Linked DNA regions of Homo sapiens: region 1 is linked to region 2. A link is an interaction called in ENCODE POLR2A ChIA-PET data of the cell type or tissue named here. Cell type or tissue: OCI-LY7. All regions are shown on one strand.

Region 1 (5,000 bases), 280 kb after region 2:
GAGCACAGGGTTGTGAAATTTTCTATTGAAAATCCTGGCACATTTAGAACACAGTGGAGAAGAAATTTACTGGAGGAGATTTGCCCACTTGTTGCAAAACTCTGTTGCTGTCACTGTAAGACCTTTGGTGCTAGGAACTATAGGTAAAGGGATGAAGTTGAAGTGTAGGATCTCACTGTGATTTTGAAGCTCTGTTACAGGGTAGAGGCCTGTGTTAAGTACAAGCTTGAGATGGGAGAGAAAGAGCAGATACAGCAACTGATGCTGAATTGAGAGAGGATCCAAAGCCCGGAATCCCAGTTGGTTGGATGTTTGCACTTTTTTTTTGTCTGGAGATGCTTCCTAGTCTGTTTCTTGACCGACTGCACATGCTGTTAAATCCACTCAGGTAACACATATGTGTTGGGCGCACAGCCCATGTCCAGATTGGACTCGGAGTTGGGCAGAGGCCAGGTCATGCAGGGCCTTGTAGGCCATGGTAAGGAATTTGGATTTTAGCTTGAATGCGATGAGAAACCATTTCAGAATTTTGAGCAAGGCAGTGACTTTTTTTTTTTTTTTTTTTTTTAAACAAATCTTACTGTTGACTGTTGTATAGAGAATTGACTGTAGAGAGGCAAGAAGAGGACAAGGGAAATCAGTTGCAAGACTTTTTCAGTGGTCCTGGTGAGAGAAGATAGGCTTCTTTGGTAGGCATGGAAGTGGTGGGAAGTGGCAAGAAATGGTCACGTTGTCCTGAGATAATGAGGATATGGATATATGTGGAGTTGTGAAAGAATGAGAATTAAGGAAAATACCTGGATTTTGGAGGTGGATGGAATCAAGAGTTGTGACTCATTTTTGATATATCCTGTGGCTGCCAAGTGATTATGGTCCTTCCACAGGAAGGCCAGGGCTGGAGACACCTATGGGCAAATAGGTGGGCTTTAAAGTTATTGGGCTGGAAGAGGTCACCTCTAGAGTTAGTTCCAATGGAAAAGACTAGGGCCCAGAGGTGGGCTATGGAGCAGTAGGAGCCAGCGCCGTGTCCATTGAGGGGGAAGAAAACCCAGCCAGTCTGGTGTTTCTGGAAAGCAATGGAAGAAATTCTAGCAAGGAAGGTGTGATCAGCTGTGTCAATTGCTGCCAAGAAGTCAGGTTAAAATGAGACTCAGAATTGATTTTTGGTGACATTAGCACAAATCGTTTCTGGGGTAAAGGGTAGTGATGGGGAAATAAAAAGTTTGATTAGAGTGCTTGGATTTTTTGTGGGAGGTGAGAAAAAACAGGACACTATGAATATAGCACCCTTTTCTATAAGGGGCAAAGAGATCAGGGAATATCTGTCATTTTTTAAAGTGGAGAACTCTCACAGCCTGTTTGTATGCTGATGGGAATGATGAGAGAGGGGTGGAGAAGAGCTGTCCATACTAGAGAGAGAGAGGAGACAGTGTCCTGAAATAGGGTGCATCCATGGGTCTCTGGAGCTAGGACAGTCCTCCATTATAACAGGAGAAAGTCAGAGAATATGTACAGATTTAGGAGTGGTACAGTTTTTTCTAGGAAAAAACTAGAGCGTTTTCATTTTATCACTGTGCAGGGTATTGTTGCTGTGTTAAGGGATTAAAAAAAATACACATGTCATAGACAGCAGTTAAATATTCATTTCCTTGCCTCCTCCTACAGTTTAGAAGCTTTGGCCATTTTGTGTTCTGACAGCAAAAATAATTAGAATGGGGGAGGTATAAAAGCAGGTCTCAATCTGTTCTTTCATTTGTTCATTCCTTTATTCATTCCTTACTTTGTTTACCCAGCAAAAATACCTAGTAAAAATATTTCCTCAGCAAACATTTTTTTGAATGTCTATTATATGCCTAGCACAGTCTGGGTCCTGGAGGTACAGTAGTGAAGAAACCAAGTCTCTGCTATCATGAAGCTTATATTCAAATTTATTCCAGACAAATAAATATATTTTGGTTGGCGTTACGTGCTATAAGGGAGAATCAAGCAGGAGAAGGTGGTAGAAAGAGATGGTGGAAAAGAAGAATTTTATTTGTTTATGTTTGAGTAGGGACCTGAGTACAGTTAGGAGCCATTTGGCCCCCTTGTGGAGGGAACTTTTTAGACCCAGGACCTGTGTACAATCCCCCCGGGGGTCGAGGAGAGGGAGAGTGTATTTGGTGTGTTTGAGGAGACACCAGAGTGACTGAAGCTGGATGAGGGAGAGAGGAGAGTTCCAGAAGATGAAATCTAAGATGGAGCTTGAGGCCAGGCTCCAGAGAGCCTTCCAGAACCAAGTAAGACTCAGAAAGGTGGGAGAGACTGGGGGGCTTTGCGCAGAGGAGGGACAGGCTGTGACTTAAGTTCTAAACGTATCTCAGTGTGTGGGAACTGATCCTAAGCTTAACCTCTGGCTTTTGATTTCATTCTCATTTCTCAGTGGTTGAGGGAGATGATGTTACCCCGTGTGAATTATATTAACTGATTTCACATGCAAGATCGTAAATACTGAGTCCTTTTTCAGAGAGTGGACAAAATGGTACCTTTCTCTGAAGACATTAATTGAAAGAGTATTACTTTCCCCAGAGAACGTATTCCAGGTGTCTCTGGTTGTGTACACACACACACACACACACACACACGTGCTGTTGAATTAATATAGCTGATGTTTACTAAAGTTACAAATAACAAAAAATTGGAAATGATGAGGTAATAATATAAATAGAAATGCCAGTCTTTTTTTTTTTTTTTTTTTGCACTCTTTGCATACTCCCTGGGTTTGACCATGTCTCCTACTTAGGAGACTGGTCCAGAGCCCTGAGAAATTAGTTGCATTTATTACTTTTTGACTATTTTTTTTAAATTAAAAAAAGAGGTCAGAAATTGGTAAAAGTTCAAACTACACTAAAATGTTATATAATGAAAAGTAGGTTTTACTTCCCCCTTATGCCCCCCAGACTGTTCCCTAGAGCCAATTATTTTGAACAGTTTTGTATGTCCTCGAAATAGTCCCCGTATGTTCAAGAATATATATTTATATTTTTGTCCCCTTATACAAATCACAGCATATTAAAGAAACTGATCTGCACCTTTAAAATGTTCCTTTGAACATCTTTGCACATGTGTGTTTCAAAATTTAATTGCCCCCCAACTTGATTGCATCCGTTTGCATTCCCAGCAATGGTGGAACATGAATTGCCTGTAGTTTCTACAATTTAATACTGTGAGTTATAATTTTCTGGCTTTAATCTGTGCTAATCTGATAGTAATCTATTATTTTAATTTGCATTTTTCATGGGTACAAGCCATTGTATTTATTTTCCTAAATATTGATAATTTATAACCTTTGATTATCTAGTGAGTTGTTGGCCATTTCTTATTTTAAAGTATTTCAGTGTATAATAATTAAATATATAATTTTTTCATGTGTTTTGCAAATTTTTTTATGTGCTTTGCAAATATTTTTTCCCATCTCTTCATTTGTCGTTTGATTCTGTTTATGCTGTTCCTCCCCCTACTCCGTGCAAATATCTTAAACTGTATAGTCAGATTCATTGATTGATGGAGTCAGCGTCTCACTCCATCACCCAGGCTGGAGTGCAGTGGCACGATCTCTGGTCATTGCAACCTCTGCCTCCTGGGTTCAAGTGATTCTCCTGCCTCAGCCTCTCGAGTGGCTGGAATTACAGGTGCCCACCACCATGACTGGTTAATTTTTGTACTTCTAGTAGAGATGGGGTTTCACCATGTTGGCTGGGCTGGTCCTGAACTCCTGGCCTCAGGTGATCCACCCACCTTGGCCTCCCAAAGTGCTGGGATTACAGGGGTGAGCCACTGTGCCCAGCCAAACATTTTTATTTATTAACCTTGGAGTAAGAAATGTCTCCCTAAACCAATACAAAACCCCTTAGCCATAAAAGGCAATGAATTATAAATCTGACTATAAGGCAGGGCGCGGCTCACGCCTATAATCCCAGTACTTTGGGAGGCAGAGGCGGGTGAATCACCTGAGACCAGGAATGCAAAACCAGCCTGGCCAATATGGAGAAACCTTGTAGCTGGGAGTGGTGTCGCGTGCCTGTAATCCCACCTATTTGAGAGGCTGAGAACCGAGAATTGCTTGAACTGGGGAGGCGGAGGCTGCAGTGAGCCAAGATCGTGCCACTGCACTCCAGCCTGGGAAACACAGAAAGACCTTGTCTCAAAAAAAAAAAAAAAATTTTTTTTTTAAAGTCTCCTACTGCTTTTATGGTAGTTGAACTATTTTTATGGTCTTTAACTGGAAGTTATGATACATACCTTCTTGGGTTTGGGGGTCGTATTTCTACTTAAATAATTTTTGATCCAGTATACAGAATTATTGAACTCTTAATATAAATATTATTTCTTAATCATAGCTGTGCATCTGAATTATCCGAAGAGTGCTTAATTGTTTTCATTTCCACAAATATTCAGTCTCAGGCTTCCTAACCCCTATTCTGATTCTCCAACTCTAAAGGTTGGCTCCTTTGTATGCATTTAGCAAAAGCTTCAGATAGCTTATTTGAAGATATCTTCTCCAACCCTCAACCCCCACCTCCCTGCCCTTTCTCAAAAGGGAGATGTTAGGAATAGTTATTAGAATTTCTTGCGTGTGTGTGTGTGTGTGTGTGTGTGTGTGTGTGTGTGTGTGTGTATTTTAAGGGTTTATTTATAGAAAAATCATCACAGTATTGCTTTAAATATGACTTCATTAAGGTGTTTTACAGGTGGTTAATTAGTGTACTTGGTCAAATGGGAGGCAAAAGGACTAATGATTTGCAGCTCCAGCCCTAGGAATATTTACAGCCGGTAAATACACTTACTGATGTTTCCCGGAATCTTAGGGCAGAAACATCCCTGCACAAATGAATTGCTTAAGTAGTAAAGATGAGCCATAGCTTTGCTTAGTTAGCCATTTTGGTTTAGTAGAATGTAGATAATTGCCATGGAGGCAGGGGGAAACGTTTTGGGAGTGTATAAAGCATGAAGTTGTAAGTATT
Region 2 (5,000 bases):
CATACCCTCTTCAAAGGCAACATCTCCTCCCAGCTTTTAGAATTTAACATCCAGTATCCTCCCACATTTTTACTCAACCTGGCCTTCCAATCTATTTCTTCTATGTCTCCTTTACCAACATGCCTTTATACTTCCAATATATTAGTTCACTTAGTCATCACAGATGAGCAAACCAACTCAAAAACATCAAGCACCTAGCTCTAAAATGACTTCACCAAAGATACACTTTGACAAAATAGGTCACATTCAAGCATAAGGTATATTTCCAAATTTGTTAAAAAACAAATTTCCAAAAAGATAAAATCATGACTCTCATACAAATATAAAATAAACACATGTCAAAGATTGTATTTAGCTCATTGAGAGAACTGATAAGCGATTGCTAGTTCAAAGGAAAATCCACAGAACAGACACATATATAGATGAAGAATAGTGAAATAAATTCACAAATGTGTAAAAAACTGGTTTCTTCGACAATGGGGAAGACAAGTTGAATCTTCACAAGACAGAATTGATTTGCATGTTGAAGAAAAACATCATTTGCATTACTACCAGTTTTCTACAAATTACTTTTAACTTTACACCGTTGTAAAATGACACATATCCTATAAAGGACCAAGTAATCCTGGAGGTTCCAGCATTTGTTGGAGACAGAAACAAGATTTGTTTGATTCTCTTTGATTCAACAAATGAATGAATAAACACCCTTGATTATTGTATTTAGGATTAATTATTCATTCATTCAACACATACTGTTTCTTACTTACTATACCAGTCCATGTTCTAGGTGGGGGAGACAGTACGGTTAATAAAACAGAAATATTTTTGTCTTATATCCTAACGGGGAAAAATAGAACATAAGTAAATAAATAAATTATAAATATATATTAAATGGTATTAGTGCTATGGAGGAAAATAAAGCAAAACAAGGTAGATAGAATGGGGATAATACAGGGAAAGGTACTGTTTTAAAGAAGATGTTTAGGAAAAATTACACTGATGTGGAGCTACTTGAGCAGAGACATGAAGGAAGTGAGGGTCAGAGTTGTACAAATTGCTGGAAAAAGAGCTTTCTAGGCAGAGAGAAGAGCAAGTGCAAAGCCTGAGACAGTAGAAGATTCACGTATGTAGGGCCAGCAAGGAGGCCAGCATGATGGGGCAGAGTGAGCCTGCAGTCAGAAGGGACAGGGCAACAGAAACAGGCAGAGATAGAAAGATGGAAGCCCTTGAAGGCCATGATAAAGACTTAGTGTTTCGAAGTGTTACAGGAGGCAAGTGGAAGGTTTGGGTCCTGAGAGTGGTGGTAGCAGAGGAGACGGGAGGAGAGGGGATTATGCTTTTCACTGGCTGCTGTGGGAAATGGGGCCAAGATTTATTGAAGATTAGTTAGGGGGGCTCTCACAATCTTATGAGAGATTACAGTGGCTTGGAGTAGAATGTAGCTGCGGAAATATGAGAAGTGCACTCTTTTTAGCTATTTTTTTTTCTTTTTGTGTGTGTTTGGGTTTGTTTGTTTGTTTTGAGATACAGTGTTGCTTTGTTGCCCGGGCTGGAGTGCAGTGGTGTGATCACAGCTCACTGCAGCCTCAACCTTCCGGGTTCAAGCGAGTCTCCTACCTTAGCCTCCCCATAGCTGGGACTAGAGGTGCATGCCTGGTTAATTTTTTATGTTTTGTTTTGTTTTGTTTATTGCTTTTTTCTTTTTGTAGAGACAGGGTTTCACCATGTTGGCCAGGCTGGTCCCAACTCCTGGGCTCAAATGATCTGTCTGCCTTGGCCTCCCAAAATGCTTGGATTATAGGCATGAGCCACCGGGCCCAGACGTTTAGCTGAATATTTTAAAGGTGAGGCCAGCAGAGAAATTTCTGCTCCAACCAGCAAGAATAGGAAATAGCTTTGCAACACACACACACACACACACACACACACACACACACAGAGCCCACCTTTTACTCTTCAAAATTATTTCCTACTTCAAAGAAACAAATTTGTTGAAATGCAAAAATATTCCCAGACGATTTTTTTTTTTCTTGAGACAGGGTTTCGCTCTTGTTGCCCAGGCTGGAATGCAATGGCTCGATCTCGGCTCACTGCAACCTCTGCCTCCTGGGTTCAAGGGATTCTCCTGCCTCAGCCTCCCAAGTAGCTGGGATTACAGGCGCCCACAACCATACCTGGCTAATTTTTCTATTTTTAGTAGAGACGGGGTCTCGCCATGTTAGCCAGGCTGGTCTAGAACTGCTGACCCCAGGTGATATGCCCACCTTGGCCTGCTAAAGTGCTGGGATTACAGGCGTGAGCCACTGTGCCCAGCCCCAGAAGATTATTTTTATCATCTCTCATGAAGCGTGTAGAAAATTAACCTGTCTGTGCCTTTTTTTTCTTTTTTACTAAGTCCGTAACACAGGTGCTCGTTTGCAAACCAAAGAGCTTTATTTTGTGTTACACATAAAAGGGCGATTGAAAGAATATCATTCAGTTATGGAATCTATGGCAAATGGAATCAAGCTTTTTAAATGGGCAGGGAAATATGTTTCCTAGATTTTTCCATGGGAGAGGTAGAGGAAGAAAACCTTTTTTCCTCTGCCCTTCTTGGGTCTCTGCCTGGAGCCCTACAAATTGTACTGACAAATGACAAATTAATAATCGAAAACAGAATTGTATTGACAAGTTCACCTCTCATATGTGTCAAAAAGTTAGTTAGAATTTGAAGTCTATACACCTAACTTACTTAAAAGGGAAGAGAGAAAGAGCACTTAGAGAAAAGCAATGACATTTTGGAAAGCCAAAGGAGCCACAGGTGACTAGATGGGAGATATCATGATGGTCTTGTGAAAATGTCCTGTTTGGGTGTAGTGCTGACTTCTCCTCTCCGGGAAGAAAAGATTAGAGATGCTCCCACTAAGGGGATTTCTGACAATTTCATTCTTTTGAGTTCCTTTTGGTATGCTCTGCATTTAGATAGATGAGATATTTATTTCAGAAACTCAAATGCCTTTGGCTCAAAAGTAATTCTTATACCAATGTAGCATATTTTGGGGTGGCACACCCTGATAACGTTCAGAGATGAATATGAAAATAAGTGTTTTATATACAATAATAAAAATCTTAAAAAGAAAATCAATTTAATTAAATAAATTAAATGAATTAATGTATATAAGACACAAAAATAAAATGTATGCTTATGAGCTGGGTGCAGTGGCTCAGGCCTCCAACCCTAGCACTTTAGGAGGCCAAGGTGGGAGCCCGACTTGAGCCCAGGAGTTCAAAACCAGCCTGAGCAGCATAGCCAGGAGACCTCGTCTCTATGAAAAATAAAAACAGGCCAGGTGCAGTGGCTCATGCTTGTAACCCCAGCACTTTGGGAGGCCAAGGAGGGTGGATCACCTGAGGTCAGGAGTTTGAGAGCAGCCTGACCAACGAGGTGAAACCCCACCTCTAGTAAAAATACAAAAATTAGCCAGGCGTGGTAGCAGGCACCTGTAATCCCAGCTACTTGGGAGGCTGAGGCAGGAGAATTGCTTGAACCGGAGAGGCGCCGGTTCCGGTGAGCTAAGATCATGCCATTGCACTCCAGCTTGGGCAACAAGAGCAACACTCCATCTCAAAAAATAAAAATAAAAACAAAATTATCCAGGTGTAGTGGCATGCACCTGTAGTCCCAGCTACTTGGGAAGCTGAGGTGGGAAGATCACTTGAGCCCAGGAAGTCGAGACTGCAGTAAGATATGACTGTGCCACTGCCCTCCAGCCTGGGTGGTGACAGAGCAAGATCCTATCTCAAAAAAAAAAAAAAAAAAAGAAGAAGTTTGCTTAAGCAGTTGTGTATCAAGTAAGAATTGTGCTTATCACAAAAGTCACACAATTTTATCAAGTAACTGAGATCAGTATTCAGTATGCAGTTATAGAAAATGGAAGCTCTGGGGGTTCTGTCTCTTGGCTTTGGAGTGCCCTCCCTCTGTCTCTGTACAGAGGAGCTTCTTCTATCTTTCTTCCCCCTTCTTTATTGCCTATTAGACTCCCTGCTCCTTAAAACTACAAAAAAAGAAAACAAGAAAGAAAATGGAAGCTCTGTGTCACCAATTTAGAGTTTAGTGTTTGCCAAGAGAACTGTTCCTTATTGCAATGACAATAAAACCCCAAACCAAAAGGAATCTAGCTGGATGGAGCATAGTTTTGGAAGTTCATCATAATCCTCTGGAGAATTTTTACTAAAATTTTTGTCGAAACCATAAATTTCCAGACCCCACTGCAAGACGTTTTCATTCAACACATTTGGGTTGATACCTGGACATCTGTACTTTACAATTTTGATGATCATCCACTATGGGGACCTGTAAGTTAAGCCACAATCTGCACCTGAAAAATTTTCAAAATTCACCTACTCAAAGACAGAATCTGAAAATGAAGTTTTGTTTGCTTATTTGGGACACATAGTGCTACTCATTTTATTGAATGATAGAATGTTGGTGCTGAAAGATTATCTCGTCAAAAAGAAAATAAACAGATGAAACAACCAAGGCCCAGAAAGTGCCCATTATCCACAGAAAGCCCAATTCTCCTACACTTTCCTCACCACACTGCCTGCATTCCATCTGGACATTACTTGAAGAATGTGTTTGAATATTTTCCACATGTAATGTGTTTTCCTTACTATGTTTCTATTTATCCAATTTCTACCTATTTTCAGAATGTAATCAAAACAGCATCTACAGATACATATACAACAAATACATATACATACACAGCAAATACACATACAAAAGAAAAAAGAAAAAAGGGAGGGAGGGAGGAAGGAAGGGAGGGAGGGAGGAAGGGAGGCCAAAGAAAAGGGAAGGTAAATATGGCAATGACAATTCATCAACTTTGCAGCGATGCAGTTGAAATGGTGCTAAGCCCTTGAGAGTCAGAGCAAAAAGAGACAACTAGACCATAAGCTTCAGTGAAGGTACGTGGCATGATTTCTTTCTGATTATTTTCCTTCTTGTATTAAGCCATGCA

Evidence for each region. Peaks named below come from ENCODE experiments on the same cell type or tissue, not always from the same donor. Only the 100,000 strongest peaks of a DNase experiment are listed, where the experiment ranks them.
Region 1: POLR2A ChIA-PET joins it to region 2 with 10 read pairs; 3 of 35 experiments call an interaction of 5 or more read pairs at or near these places.

Annotation. Positions count from the first base shown.
Region 1 is chr5:124,722,231-124,727,230 of GRCh38, reverse strand. The region is part of intron 2 of ZNF608 (zinc finger protein 608); the gene reads left to right. Among named protein-coding and RNA genes, the nearest start is that of ZNF608, 22 kb to the left of the region's middle. In OCI-LY7, CTCF peaks have their summits at 1,892 and 2,092; a DNase peak (open chromatin) is centred at 2,110; H3K4me3 peaks cover 3,413 bases; H3K27ac peaks cover 3,694 bases.
Region 2 is chr5:124,997,500-125,002,499 of GRCh38, reverse strand. No RefSeq gene overlaps it. Among named protein-coding and RNA genes, the nearest start is that of ZNF608, 250 kb to the right of the region's middle. RefSeq lists a silencer at 3,697-3,897. In OCI-LY7, no CTCF peak of the experiment used is centred here; DNase peaks (open chromatin) are centred at 1,862 and 2,379; H3K4me3 peaks cover 1,633 bases; H3K27ac peaks cover 3,796 bases.